5 separate regions of the Homo sapiens genome follow, and all the other regions are linked to region 1. A link is a contact called in ENCODE Hi-C or POLR2A ChIA-PET data. All regions are on one chromosome and are shown on one strand. The core of a region is the stretch at or near the end of the contact, and the rest is flanking DNA. Distances in the headings are between cores, read along the strand shown. Region 1 overlaps LINC03033 (long intergenic non-protein coding RNA 3033). Region 2 overlaps PRKCH (protein kinase C eta). Region 3 overlaps PRKCH (protein kinase C eta). Region 4 overlaps PRKCH (protein kinase C eta). Region 5 overlaps SYT16 (synaptotagmin 16).

Region 1 (2,700 bases), core at 172-2,671:
GCTGAGGTGAGTGGATCACCTGAGGTCAGGAGTTTGAGACCAGCCTGGCCAACATGGTGAAACCCCGTCTCTACTAAAAATACAAAAACTAGCTGGGCATGCTGGAGGGGTACCTGTAATCCCAGCTGCTCGGGAGGCTGAGGCAGGAGAATCACTTGAACCTGGGAGGTGGAGGTTGCAGTGAGCCGAGATCACACCACTACACTCCAGCCTGGGTGACAGAGTGAGACTCTGTCTCCAAAAAAAAAAAAAAAAAAAAAAATTATTTCCCTCTGACTCATTCATCTTCAAATTATATGATTTCTTGCTTTACACCAAAGGAGTTGTGGGGATTCTCAGGAGTTGTGTATGCGTGTGTGTTGTGGTATGTGTGTAGTGTATGGTGAGTGTGTGTGTGTACATGTATATGTGTGTGTGTGTGTAAAGTATCTGTGTGTATGTATGTACACATGGTATGGGTGAGTGTGGGTATTTACGTGTGGATAACTGTGTGGTATGTGTGAATGTTGAGGGAGCTGTGTATGTGTTTGTATGTGGCATGTGTGGTGAGTAGGCGTGGATTACCACGTGTGGTCTATGTGCCTATGTGTGTGGTCTGGGTGTATATGATGTCTGGGCGTCTTGGGTGGGATTCTTGCAGAGAATGGCCAAGCTCTCAAACTCTGCAGTTGGACTCTGAATGTGGATCTTTCTCCACCTAATTTTGGCTAACTGTGATCAGAAGGCTGGGTTCAGTGTTTTGTTTACACTTGCAGGGGCAAATTGCCCTAAGACCAACAGCACTAGTTGGTCCAAGGACTAGAGGCCCAAGGACTGATAAAGAGTGTCTCCAAGTCACTCTTGCGGCTGCAGAAGGGGACCTGCCTTGCTGGAAAGAGGCCTCCAGGAGACTCTGGGCAGCCCCAGTGGATGTCAGAGAACCAGGACTGGAGGGTGCCTCAGAGAGTATCCAGACTAGCACTTGTCAACCTGAGGACTTCACATTTTAGTGGGTAGTAAAATCCATTTACTGGATATCTAAGAGCTATTTGGAAGAATAGAATGAAATGGAATAGAACAGACTAGAATGAAAATAGTGTACATTGTACTAGTAAGAATAAGTACAGATTCCTGGAACTTTTGTTTCAATACTCTCTCACTTTGTGTGTGTGTGTGTGTGTGTGTGTGTGTGTGTGTGTGTGTGTGTGTGCTGGGTTATGATGTAAGATGAATTTGTCATCATTGGTTGTAGTTATTTTACATTTTTATTTTACAGTGAGAAAACAGAGGGTAACTGAGGTAAAGTGATCTGCCTTCTAAGGTCACAGTGAATTATAGGAAGAGTCTTTCCATGACAGCACATGTTCCAAGAGCCAAAAATGAGTCACTAGAAAGGACCAGAATAGTGACTTCTCTCTTTCTTTAGTGGAAAGAGAGAAGTCAGTTTTAGTCTTTATTTGGGGGAAATACTATTGCTTCTCAAAATATTTAAACTTGTTACAATTTGCAAAGGAGGGAATTAAATAAGTTGAGAGGTGTTTAAAGTCCCCTTTGAGTTTGATCATTCTAAGTTCTATTATTTTAAGGAGGTCAGAGAGAGAGAGAGAGAAATAAAGAATGTAGGTGACTCAGTTGTGGTCTGTGGGGAAAACCATTGTTATCTAGAAACAGTGAATATGAGTTCAAGGTTTCCCTTTGTCACTGTGGGTGCTGGGGCAAGTCATTGGCCATCTCCCCACAACTACTACATTCTTCCCATTTCACAGATGTCTTGCAGCAGTCCAATGTGCTCATGCATGTGAAATCCTTGGAAAAGCACAACAGTGAGGCAAGAGCTGCTGTCAGTGATTCCCATTCTGGTCTTTGCATCCCATCTTGGAGCCAGTCTTTGCAGTGCCGGGTATGGACACCTAAGACCCACCTGGGCACCTTTCATTGACCTACACAGGGTGACTTAATGTGCTTCTTACCCAGCTGAGAATTTGAGTTAATTATTACATATTTAAGGGGTTTTTCCAGTTAGAAACATGCAATGATAAGATTCTTCCAGGAGCATTAAAATCAAAACAAAACCTTGGACTGAGTGAAACCTTATGTCCTGATTTTGTCAGCCATTGTATCTGCCCACATAATGACCCTTGTAGCCAGAACTCCCCTGCCCACCTCTCCAGTCTATATCTTGACCACTGTCCCTGTCACTCTGAGTCCAGTTCCAGACACAATGGGCTTCTCTGAGGTCTTCCAATATTCCATGCTTCCTCTTTGCCTTTGCATATGCTGTTCCCTCAGCCTGGAAATCTCTTCCCTCCTCCTCTTCCCTCTTAATACACATGCTCAGCCATCAGATCTCAGCTGAACTGTTACCCTTCAGAGGCCAAGTTCTAAGCCCTGTGATAAGCTTCATAGCACGGTGAACCTTGCCTTTGAGTTATAAATATAATTTTACATTCATCTGTGGATCGTTTGATTTATGTTCATCTCCTCAACTAGAAAATAAGCTCTATGAGGGCAGGCGGGTTTTCTGTGTTTACCTCCTGCTGTATCCCCAGAAGCAGGAGAGTGTCTATCACATTGTTAGGTGCTCAAAAATGGTATGCTGAATAAATTAATATGTCCGTGGGTCTATAGCTCACACTCAGAAGGCACATATTTCCTGCCCATTTCTGCTCAAGTTACATGATAGGCGCTGAATAAACAAGGCTGTTCTTGAGCAATTTATTT
Region 2 (2,700 bases), core at 13-2,512, 200 kb after region 1:
TTCATAATAGACAACAATAGGAAAAACCCCAAAAGTCCACCAAGAGGAGAATGGGTAAACAAATGGATGCTACATTTATATAATGGGATACTACTACTCAGAAATAAAATGAAAAAAATACTGATATACACAATGATATGAATCTTCTAAAAACTATGCTGAGTGAAAGAAACCAGACATAAAAGAGAATATACTGTATAATTCCATGTATATGAACTTCTAGGGTAGGTAAAACTAACCTGTGGTGAAATAAAGCACTTTACTTATTGCCTCTGGGAGCAGGGGATTGAAAAAGGGTACAGGGAAATGTTCACAATAATGGAAATGTCCTGTATCTTGGATTGGGGTGCTGGTTATGCAGTTGTATGCATTTGTCAAAATTCAAATTGTTCACTTCTGATCTATCATTTCACCCCCATATAAATTTTACCTCAAGTAAAAAAAATATTGGATGGGGGAGTAGGGAGTACGGTAGCCACAGATGAAGAACAGAATCCCTTACAGGTCACAAATGAGATAGAGATTATAAAGAAGATAACTGGATCCCTAAATTTCTTTCATAGACATTCACAGGCAAACTAAAAGATGGCACAAAACCAAAGACGTAGAGTTCCACAGTCATGAACCAAAAAGACGCAAAAACCATTCAGCTACGATGACACTGGCTAAAAACAAAAACTCATTGAGTGTGTTAAATGAAACGTGAGATTGCCAGATTTAGCAAATATATTTAATTTGGCAACCTGAACCAATAGACCACTGGGCAACAAAATACTAGCCAGCCCAACTTATGAAAGTGATTTTTTAAGCATCTCTTACAACATGCTCTTTTTTATAATGTCCATGATAGAAATTCCTACTGAGTGTAAACCAAGATTACATGTATTCTGGAAACTACCCAAAACTCATTCTTACCTTCAGTGAAACTCCCGGTAAGGGTTATTACCACAAATACTTTCCCCTCTGGCTCGAGATCCACCTACAAAGAGAAAAAAAAATGTATATTATATGTTAGTTTTAAAATATTTTTGTGGGCCTTAAACAATTCATCACAGAGAGGCCTAATGTGTAAATCACAGCCACAAATCAAATAAATCTAAGTCTTTCATTAAATAGTAGAGTGGCAGGGAAACAAGTGAAAGCTCAAAAAACTGTAAAGACTGAAAAGAAACCACATTTTATCAGTTTCCTTCCTCTTGAATTTTATTCTCTCCCATTTTTGGCTTGTCATAATATAGACAGGCACATCCACATACTTGGTAATTGTTTTTGAGACCTCCATATCTTATGCATATGGCTTATAAGAGCAGCATTTTACTAAACCACATGGCAAGAATATGAAATAGAGAAATAACGGCAACATACAAGGTAATGAACACATGTGGCTTGGTCAACTGCAAATCTTTAGTTTTATGGAGTAAAAAGTATAAAGAGTCTCTGCTACATATTTCCACCAAAGTCTGGTCAATCTTAAGGAAGCACTAGGGAAGGAAGTTTAGGAGCCTTGCATTCACTACTCTTTTTTTTTTGAGAGAGAGAGGTAGTTTCACTTTGTTGCCCAGGCTGGAGTGCAGTGGCATGATCTCAGCTCACTGCAACCTCCATCTCCTAGGTTCAAGCAATTCTGCCTCAGTCTCCTGAGTAGCTGGGATTACAGGCGTGTGCCACCACATCTGATCTGTTTTTGTATTTTTTAGTAGAGATGGGGTTTCACCATGTTGGCCAGGCTGGTCTCGAACTCCTGACTTCAAATGATCCTCCCGCCTCAGCCTCCCAAAGTGCTGGGATTACAGGCGTGAGACACTGTGTCGGACTGCTACTCTTAATTAGTCACGGGAGTATCAACATACCTTGAAGTTACCTATCAGCTGAAATATCAAGACATGCATTCTGCAAGCAATGCAGCTTGAAGTCTTTTCATATGGTGTCGTCCTCTGCATATAGTCCAGTTTCCGAAAGACCCCATACAGCATGGCGCCCAGGATGAACAGCACCTCTGGCTCTGTTCTGATCACCACTAGCTTAGGTGGGCGGACTCCCCTCTTCCTACCGGATGCTAACTTCACTATCCATGAACACCTCTAAGCCTTGCATTGTGAGGCTCTTGTGGACTCAAATACATGAATTTACAATTGTCCTTAAATAAATCTTTTCAGATTCTGCCCATGGCTCCATTTTTATTTTATTTTTCTCTTTCTTTGGCTGTGGCTCCATTTCTGCCTTTGACCTTTCATCTGAAGAGGAAGACTGGCATATAGAGAAGTTTCACTAGAGATACGAATGACCATTTTTGGTCAAATATTAAATTTAAAATAAGCTGCAAATAGTCACATGGTACAGTGGAAAGAGCCCCCCTACTAGACCAGGCCAAGAACTCTAGTCTGATTCTGTCACAGCTGGTTCTGGACCCTGGGCAAGGTCCTTTACCACACTGAGCCTCACTCTTCCAATCTGAAAAGTCTATGGCATCATTATTTAGCATTTTTTCTCTTTTTTTTTTTTTTTGAGACAGGGTCTCACTGTCTCCCAGGCTGGAGTGCAGTGGCACAATCATAGCTCACTGCAGCCTTGAACTCCCAGCCTCAAGCGATTCTCCTGCCTCAGCCTCCCAAGTAGCTAGGACTATAGGCATGTGCCACCATAACCAGCTTGCCTGCTTATCTAGGTATGTATGTATGTATGTAGAGACAAGGTCTCACT
Region 3 (2,700 bases), core at 134-2,633, 130 kb after region 1:
CTGCATGAGGAGAGTGCTGTTTTTACAAAGGCCCTCACAATGAAATGCTTTGCAGGTAGAGTGGCTCCAACACCCCCTCTCACTCCTAAATTCTCCAGGGGAGACTGTCACAGTTCAGCATTACACACTGATTAGCATCTTACTTGAGAAGCCAGGGCCTGCAACACTGGGCAGCTAAAAAGTAAGCATCTTTCTGCTGTAACTTCTCATAGCAAGTAACACTTTCTGTTCTTTATAGTTAGTTTTCCAACAGTAAATGGGGATAGTTTTACAACAGTAAATAAGGACTTCCAACAGACGAATGCACAGCGAGCAAATGCTATGTGTACTGTGGAGTCCGATACCTTGCAAACCTCAAAGAAGGCAACAACGACAGCAAAACTAAAATTGTATACCTCTATCTCAGCATTAGAAAATCTCCTTTGCTGCTTTTTTTTCTTTTCTTTTTTGAGAAAAAGTCGTGCTCTGTCACCCAGGTTGGAGTGCAATGGCACGATCTTGGCTCACTGCAACCTCTGCCTCCCGGGTTCCAGCGATCCTCCTGTCTCAGCCTCTGGAGTAGGTGGAATTGCAGGCATGCACCACCACACCAAGCTACTTTTTGTATTTTTAGTAGACGGGGTTTCACCACGTTGGCCAGGCTGGTCTCAAACACTTAGGCTCAAGTGATTGCCCCACCTCGGCCTCCCAAAGTGCTGCCTGCGCCCAGCCTCACTTGCTTCTTTGAAGTGGGTTCCCACTACTTCTTTATCATTTAGCCTAAAGCAGGGGTACATTCCCTTTATCCTTTGCTTTGGAGACATCTACTACAACACACACATCTTAAACCGCAATGGCAGTTCCATGCCTTTGGTTTCTCTGGTGGAGAAATAAAAGTAACTTTGCGGTAATGACTGCCACCTTGTGGTCAAACATAAAACTTCCACTAGGAAAAATAGACTTCAATGCTAGTAAAGGCTTCACCCACTAAACACTGGGAATCTCATGTGGCCGCTAAAATTTTGGTATACTGTAGAATTTATACATTTTCCTGGAACATTTTGATTGCATATGCTATATTGATTGGGTTCCCAATCTGTTCCAGGTTACTTCCTCATTTTACTCTACCATAACATGATCTGTTGATGAGATCTTTGCTTATAATCACCAGAATTTCCTTTTACAGATCAAATTCCCCTGTTAGGTATGAGATACTTCTTTCTTTGCTTCAGCAGTAGTAACTTGGAACCATTGCTGCTGCAAGACCAGGTAAGCTCACTAAATATCAGTTGACTGCTTGACTCAAAGGTTACCACCTGGTGAAGATGATCTAACCTCATGTCATAGGAAACCATGTGATGTTTGGCTCAGGCCCTAGGAAGAAGATCTGAGAGGTCACCTGGCTCTGCGGCTTGACTCATGGTGTTCATGGTGGTGTTCAGGAGGCTGGCGCTTGAAACCCCGGCGGGCAACCAGTATCAGCTACCAGCTATCCCTCTCAAGCCTCAAGCTGTAACTCCACTCCTCTATTCCAAGAAAAGAGCCCAACAAGGGGGTGAGGGCAGGGGAGGGGCTTTACGTTGGCAAAGTGCCCAGCCAAGGAAGTCGTTTCAAGGCTACTCCAGGGAGCAGTGTGGGGCAGGGAGAACTGGAGCTCCAGGGGAACCAAGGACCAATCCAGCAGAGGGAAAGCAGAGGATGGGGGCAGGAGCAGCATGGGCTCCAGGGCCATCAAGAGCCACTGAGGACCAATGAGGAGCAGAGGGGAAGGGAGAGGCGCGCAGGGGAGCCGAGGCCCACGAAGCCATTAGCTGCCTCCCCATTTTTTTTTCTCTTGATAACGCTGGGGTGGCGTGGGAGTCCAAGCCATGTATCTCCTTCAGTGCGTCCTGTCACCAAGCTCCCAGACTTCTCTGCTCCACCCATTCTCCAGGCTGCATGTGGCCCTCCCAACACAGATTTGAATACTAGTGACCCTGAAATGTATGAAAACGCCCAGCTTCACTCACAGTTAGAGGAATGCAAGTTGGAACTTCAAATATACCATTTTTCTAACTCTGAGATGATCCAAATGACAGAGAGCATGCCATGATGGGAAGGCGGGGAAATGCACCTTCTCACTCAAGCTTTGGGAGTGTGAATTTAGAGACGCAGCCCAGCAAATAGGAAGAGCCTGCCTGGACTCTGCCGTCAGACCACCTGGCTTCAAACGCTCTCTGCCACTTAGGAACTAAGCTTCTTTGTACCTAACTTTTCTCCTCTGTGAAATGGGGTGATAATAACAGAACTTATTTCAGAGGGTTACTATAAGGATTAAATAACAGACATAAAGCACTTAGAACAATGTGTGGTACATGGACAATAAAACGTTCACTATCTTTAACCACAATGGGGGAGGGGGCAATTGAACTCAATCAAAATGTGAAATGCATATACCCTTTGACCAAGCAATACTACTACTAATAATGTGTCATACAGAAACACCAGCATAAGCACACAAAGACAAAAGTACAAGGGGACTCACTGCAACAATGACTGAAATAAAAGACTAGGAACACAATACATAGCAACAGAGGAGGAAAAGTTAAATTAATTATGTCATGTTCTAAAATGGAGTACTATGCAGCCATTAAAAATGAGGCAGCTTGGTATATAGAAATACAAAACAATTTCCAATATATACTATTAATATTATGTCTTAAAAAAATAAAGTGGCCAGGT
Region 4 (2,700 bases), core at 145-2,644, 160 kb after region 1:
ATAATAATTTTTGTGGAGACCAATGTGACAATACCTGTCAAAGAAATTAGAGTCTACACAATAGATCTCAAAGAGTGAAATGCAGAAAGAGTCCAAATGAATTTGGCCAAGACACCAACATCTTCAGAGATTCCAGCACAGTTAAAATTATACCTGCCTCAGTTTTTGTTTGGAGGTAGGTGTAATCTTTGGCAAACAGCCTAGTTACTTTCCTTCTTAAGTTTCCCATATGTCTCAAGAAGATAAAAATGCCCCTGTTGTCCACCCTGTGGGAACAGTGTCATAACCAATAATCCTGACAGGTTCTAAGGACTGCGGAAGAACAAAAGTTACTACACTACACTGCCCTCTTCCACTCATGATACTTCTAGAAGTCATTTAGAAACCACGAAGTGAACAGATTTTAACATTCCTTTGCTTGCAGATGACAAAATTAGGCTAATGGTATCACTCTCTATCCAGCCTCTGTTATCACCAGCCTGAGACCCAGCTCAATACCGGCCAAAGCAAAACTTGTCTTGAATTATTAATAGTAAACACTTATCATGTATAGATGCAAATTAAGTTCTCCCTGGGGATCTAATTACCAAGAATTAACTTTTTAATCCCTTAATACTACAAAGATTGGTTAAAAGACCAGCCCACTTGCATGTTTAATATTTCATCAACTGAATCCTATTTTTTTTCTTAACAGCTATTGCCACTGCAATTTTCCAGTTGATTCCTTATAACCAGAGGAGGATTTAGGAAAAAACTGCATGCCAATCATTTCTTGCCACCTTCACTCCTGCCTTTTCACCTTCCTAAACGGCCCTTCCCTCTTTCCTTCCAACCATTAAGAGTTAAATTAGCCTTAACCTACCTGCCTCAGAGCCTGAGCAAACTCCCCCAAATCCTAAAGCCGGGTGACATGCTAACCCACTGTTGCCACAGCAGCCTGGGAGTGCACCGGTGACATGCTAACCCACTGTTCCCACAGCAGGCCGGGAGTGCACCTCAATGTCTTCTCTCACGACCTGGGGCCGTGTCTCTTTCACTTCTGCCCCAGGCACTTCCCATGCACTTTCATACAGGGACATGGACAAACTTCACTCTGCCCTTTTACATTATTTTGCACGTGTGCTTCGTTTAGAAAACAAACATACACACTCATGCACCTACACACACACCTGGGACTTTGCAAGACATTTGGTCACATAAAGAAAATGGGCCCCCATGGCTTCCAATGACTTTCACTGTCACCATGTTCTAGACTGCTGCCATGAGCAAAAGGAAACAGCTCTCCCACACGCTCTTCACTTGCCTACAGACTCCAACCCCACTTCACCATCGGAATGCAGAGGGAACTTCCTCATTGTTTGCACCGCCTCCTGTTTACTTAGGACTGAGTTAAAAGGACTAAAAAAAAACCCTATTGAATACTATGGTGCTTAAATCAACCAGGGCTTTGAGAAATCTCTCAGATCATGTTTTAGTTAGACACGTCAGGCAACCCTAACATGCTCTGCAGCCAAAACTTGCATCACAACTTCTGTTTGGCTCCTTAGGTGCCCAATGGCTCTAAATAAATAGGAAGCTGGCTCTGTGTCCCAGCACGGAAATTCACATTCCAATCTCCAGAGGGGTGCTGGCCTGGAGCCCTGGTCTGCCTCACCAGAAGTGGGTTTTGAAAAGCCACCCCATCCACAGGGTGCAGAGTAATTATGTCAAATATAATGAAGATTAACTATTCTAAAATCCCATCTCTTCTGAACTAAAATTATATTTCATAAAACTGGACTGTCACCCCATGCTTGTTTTGAGAACTTTAGAAAGCACATGTGACTAGGAGTCACCAAACAACCCCAGGGTAAGTTTTCATTTGCAAAAAGTTGCACTGGACTGAAACTTGTGTTGGTCATGTGAGGCTTCTGTGGATGAGGAGTATGTCTCTGAGAACTCCTATTCTCGGTTGCTGTGATTCTGTAAACTGTTGTAACTTTAACTCAAAAACAGTAAATACATCATCCTCTTTGGTCTTTTGTTCTATCTGCTCGAATTTATGGTTTTATATCCCAGCAGCAGAAATATATATTTGAAAGTACTTCTAAAATATTCCAACCTGGGGCAAAAGCGTGGATCACAGCTCCTCATTTTTAAAATGATTGTAAGCAAATTAAATCAGAGAAAATTTCTGGCATGGCACTTTTTAGTTTCCAGAATTACTGGCGTAAAATGCACAGCGAATATAACTTTGATTCAGTGTAACATACGATTGAACTCAAGTTTAATTTGCCTAATATCAAAAGCACTGTGGTTTACTGTGGCTTATCTTTAAGGGGGCTACACTGAGAAAACAGAACAGCCTTCTATATGACGACAGACAAGAGAGTTTGGTGGTTGAGGCTGTGGAATCTGGAGCCTGGGGTGTGCAGACGGCTTCTTCCCTTATAAGCTCGGTGGCCCTGGGCAAGTTGTTTAACATCCAATGCTTCAGTTTCCTCATCTATAGAACATAAAGGATATGTTCCTCATAGGGCCATTTGAGGACTTGATAAGTTAATAAGCACAGCATAATTAGAGAAGTACCCGACAGGTAGTAACTTACCTAGTGTAACTGTGAAAACCCTTACTTCACACTACCCTAGAGTTCTAGGAATAGAAAGGATTTTTTTTTTTAAGAGACAGGGTCTTGCTGTGTTGCTAGGCTGGTCTCAAACT
Region 5 (2,760 bases), core at 232-2,731, 240 kb before region 1:
ACCAACTTCTCTCCCAAGCTCTAGACTCGTATTTCCAATAGCGCACCTTGCCTCCCTATCCAGAAGTCCCACAGGCTCTTAAATGTGCCCCCAAATGATTCATTATCTTGGCCTCCAAATCTGCTTCTTCTCTTATCTTCTGTCTCAATGTGATTTTCATCCCACCAGTTGTCTAAACTTGAAAAATTCTATAATCTTTTATTTTCTCCCTTATTCCCTACATGTAATCTATGACATACAAGCCCTGGATTCTGTCTCCAAAATGTCTTATATCCACACATTCCCCATGAATTGTCTGAGTTCAGCCCCTGAATACCTCTTGCTTGACCTAATCCAATAATCACTAACTCATCTCTCCTTCTCCTCTCCCTTTCCCTTCTTCCTCTTCTGCTCCCCTCCCCTCCTCTTTCCCTCCTCCCTCCCCCTTTCCCCTCCACAATGTTCCCAGATTAATGACATTCTTCATCACAAGAAAAAGACATAGAAATACAGTTAGCCCTGAGGAACTGGCACATTTCCCTAAGTAAGCGCATGGGAATATAATGCAACAGAAAATGGACTGTGATTTGCTGGCCTAAAAAATAAATTACGATTTTGTTGGCTTTTCAAATGAGGTCAAATGTGATTGGGCTCCAACCCAGTTCACATTTACTCATTTCCTCAGATAATTCCAAAACGTGCATCACTCTCAGCCACAGAGCATTCCCACACTTGTACTGGTGCAGTTCTCACTGCCTGAATGTACTGCACCTCACTCTTTTCCCACCAAGCAGATGCTTTCTCACGGCACAGCTAAAATATCATCTCATATAGGTTACCTCCTGACTTATATATAACTCCTCCTGCAATTATCATCACTTCTGTGTTAGTCCATTTTGTGCTGCTATAACAAAATACTACAGACTGGGTAGTTTACGAAGAATGGAAATTTATTTCTCACAGTTCTGGAGGCTGAAAAGTCTCCAAGATCAAGGTACCAGCATCTGGTGAGGGCCTTCTTGATGTGTCCTCACATGGCAGAAGAACAGCAGAGCATGAATCCACTCCCAAGAGTTGTTTTTATAGTGGCATTAATCCATTCATGAGAGCAGAGCCCTATCACCTAAACACCTCCCTTTGGCCACACATCTCAATAATGTTACCTTGGGGATTACGTTTCCAACACATGAATTTTGGAGGGCACATTTAGACTACAGCAACTTCCTTTAGCACTCCCACAGAACTCCAGCTGTATTCCTCTCCTAGCACTTAGTACTTGATTACCATTCTGTAATTGTGGCTGCGAGGTCATCTTCATTTTGCAAGAACCCAGCACAGTGCTTAGACCATGGCGGGGGGGTGGGGGGCCGGTGGGGAAACACCCTCAATAAACACCCTTTCACTTGCTAGGGATGGCCCAAGTAAAGAGAAGATTTAGCTGCAGAAGCCTTAGGCCTGTTGCCTACATCAAACACAATGGGGCATGATGATTCATCGAGATATTAATTTGTACTTTCTTCCTGCTGCTATTGCTACTATCAGTATTTTTCCCTTCTCCCTTCCAATAACATAGACAACTTTATGTTTGGAGTTTTTGAGTCCTTAGCAAGAGTCACACTCCATTTTTAATAATTTTGTGAATTTCAGGGTAATAAATTGAAGTTTCAAGGTACTTACAAAAGTTCCCATCCAGACAGGGCTTTGTGAAAGAAAGCCTATGCCAAAAGGGAAAGGACAGGAATATTCTCCAGAACAGGAAAGGAATGAATTTAAGAGATTGTGTTCTGTCAGAAACACAGACCTCGTTCCCACCTGTGCCTGGGTAGGTGGGAGCTGGGGGAGCTCTTCCAGAAAGCCAACAGTAGATGGACATGGTGCATTCTCTCTCAGGGTGGTCGTCAGTGGGTGAACAGCTGGGAGGGTCCTCTGACAGCCTAGTTGCTGGGGATCATGTCTTCAGCAGCAGCATGTCGGAATGTGCAGTGGTCATGACGGAGCCAACTGTGGGGAGTGGACTGGGCCCCATCCCAAATTTATGGCACTGTACCAGCCTGGGATTCTTATATTATCCTATGGAGTGGGAAAGGGTATCAGTAATGATTGAGATTTAATTTTCCCACCAGTCAGGTAGTTAATTCAATATAGAAAAATAAAGGAATGTGACCTAAAAGAGAACTGTGCTCTAAAATTAATGTCTACTACATAATGCTCACTCCAATCCCCAGGAAAAGTACAGTATCTCTCAGAGCAGCCCTGAAACAGCTTTGAGACATAACATTGACCTATTCTTGCTTTGAACACACATTATCTAATATGTCAAGATGTCATTACAGGGGCAACGAAATTTCTTGCATATATATTTCTGTTTAAAGCTATTAGAAAGTCTTCTTTTGGTGTATGCTATGAAGTATCTCTTCAAATCCTATTAGTTCAAAAAGCTAAAGGCAGAAGCAATCCAGGGTGACCAATTTCAGCTTTGCTGGATACTGAGAAAGACATAGGAAGGAAGCCGACATCTGAGGAAGTACAGTTCCCAAACATGGCCACAAGGTGGCAGGGTGACTCTGCACGCCAGAAGCATAGCATCCAAGGCGTGGCTGTTCTGGAATGCACAGAGAAAGAGAACCCAGGAGACAGGCAATACAGAATAATTGGAAAGCCTGTATCTAGAGGACTTTTCCACTGAGCGGTGGATTCTCATATTATTAATGTACCCATCTTCTAGAGGCAAACCCTCCAAGAGCCTTTGTGAGGCCTTAGCAGCTTTCAGATGCCGATTCC

What was found. Hi-C counts contacts between places; a loop is a spot of excess contacts on that map. ChIA-PET counts read pairs that join two places held with the same protein, here RNA polymerase II (POLR2A). Pooled maps may share reads with other maps.
Region 2: a pooled map shows a loop between it and region 1 (2.7-fold over the local background). The contact joins two enhancer-like sites. A Hi-C loop is called at or near these places in 5 of 50 pooled maps. POLR2A ChIA-PET finds 5 or more read pairs at or near these places in 2 of 52 experiments (T-cell and activated CD4-positive, alpha-beta T cell).
Region 3: a pooled map shows a loop between it and region 1 (3-fold over the local background). The contact joins two enhancer-like sites. A Hi-C loop is called at or near these places in 7 of 168 maps with a recorded cell type or tissue (CD14-positive monocyte, HepG2, endothelial cell of umbilical vein and 3 more), 12 of 37 single-sample maps with no recorded cell type and 17 of 50 pooled maps. POLR2A ChIA-PET finds 5 or more read pairs at or near these places in 10 of 52 experiments (AG04450, GM12878, SK-N-SH and 6 more).
Region 4: a pooled map shows a loop between it and region 1 (2.1-fold over the local background). The contact joins two enhancer-like sites. A Hi-C loop is called at or near these places in 1 of 50 pooled maps. POLR2A ChIA-PET finds 5 or more read pairs at or near these places in 2 of 52 experiments (activated CD4-positive, alpha-beta T cell and activated T-cell).
Region 5: a loop to region 1 is called in a pooled map, with 2.6 times the contacts of the local background. The contact joins two enhancer-like sites. A Hi-C loop is called at or near these places in 1 of 168 maps with a recorded cell type or tissue (heart left ventricle) and 3 of 50 pooled maps. POLR2A ChIA-PET finds 5 or more read pairs at or near these places in 3 of 52 experiments (CD4-positive, alpha-beta T cell, IMR-90 and WTC11).

Annotation. Positions count from the first base shown.
Region 1 is chr14:61,593,497-61,596,196 of GRCh38, reverse strand. All of the region lies in intron 1 of LINC03033 (long intergenic non-protein coding RNA 3033), which reads right to left. Among named protein-coding and RNA genes, the nearest start is that of LINC01303, 24 kb to the right of the region's middle. RefSeq lists an enhancer at 1,756-1,885. Within about 2 kb of position 1,421, at least 2 of the 41 ENCODE cell types and tissues checked have a DNase peak (open chromatin) inside an H3K27ac peak, as active enhancers do.
Region 2 is chr14:61,389,504-61,392,203 of GRCh38, reverse strand. PRKCH (protein kinase C eta) reads right to left here. Exons shown (of 14, transcript NM_006255.5): 2 at 916-979. Among named protein-coding and RNA genes, the nearest start is that of PRKCH-AS1, 68 kb to the right of the region's middle. Within about 2 kb of position 1,262, at least 4 of the 41 ENCODE cell types and tissues checked have a DNase peak (open chromatin) inside an H3K27ac peak, as active enhancers do.
Region 3 is chr14:61,460,139-61,462,838 of GRCh38, reverse strand. All of the region lies in intron 9 of PRKCH (protein kinase C eta), which reads right to left. Among named protein-coding and RNA genes, the nearest start is that of PRKCH-AS2, 84 kb to the left of the region's middle. RefSeq lists a silencer at 1,194-1,488. Within about 2 kb of position 1,383, at least 10 of the 41 ENCODE cell types and tissues checked have a DNase peak (open chromatin) inside an H3K27ac peak, as active enhancers do.
Region 4 is chr14:61,437,890-61,440,589 of GRCh38, reverse strand. All of the region lies in intron 2 of PRKCH (protein kinase C eta), which reads right to left. Among named protein-coding and RNA genes, the nearest start is that of PRKCH-AS2, 110 kb to the left of the region's middle. RefSeq lists an enhancer at 948-1,317. Within about 2 kb of position 1,394, at least 21 of the 41 ENCODE cell types and tissues checked have a DNase peak (open chromatin) inside an H3K27ac peak, as active enhancers do.
Region 5 is chr14:61,837,557-61,840,316 of GRCh38, reverse strand. All of the region lies in intron 1 of SYT16 (synaptotagmin 16), which reads right to left. Among named protein-coding and RNA genes, the nearest start is that of SYT16, 26 kb to the right of the region's middle. Within about 2 kb of position 1,481, at least 2 of the 41 ENCODE cell types and tissues checked have a DNase peak (open chromatin) inside an H3K27ac peak, as active enhancers do.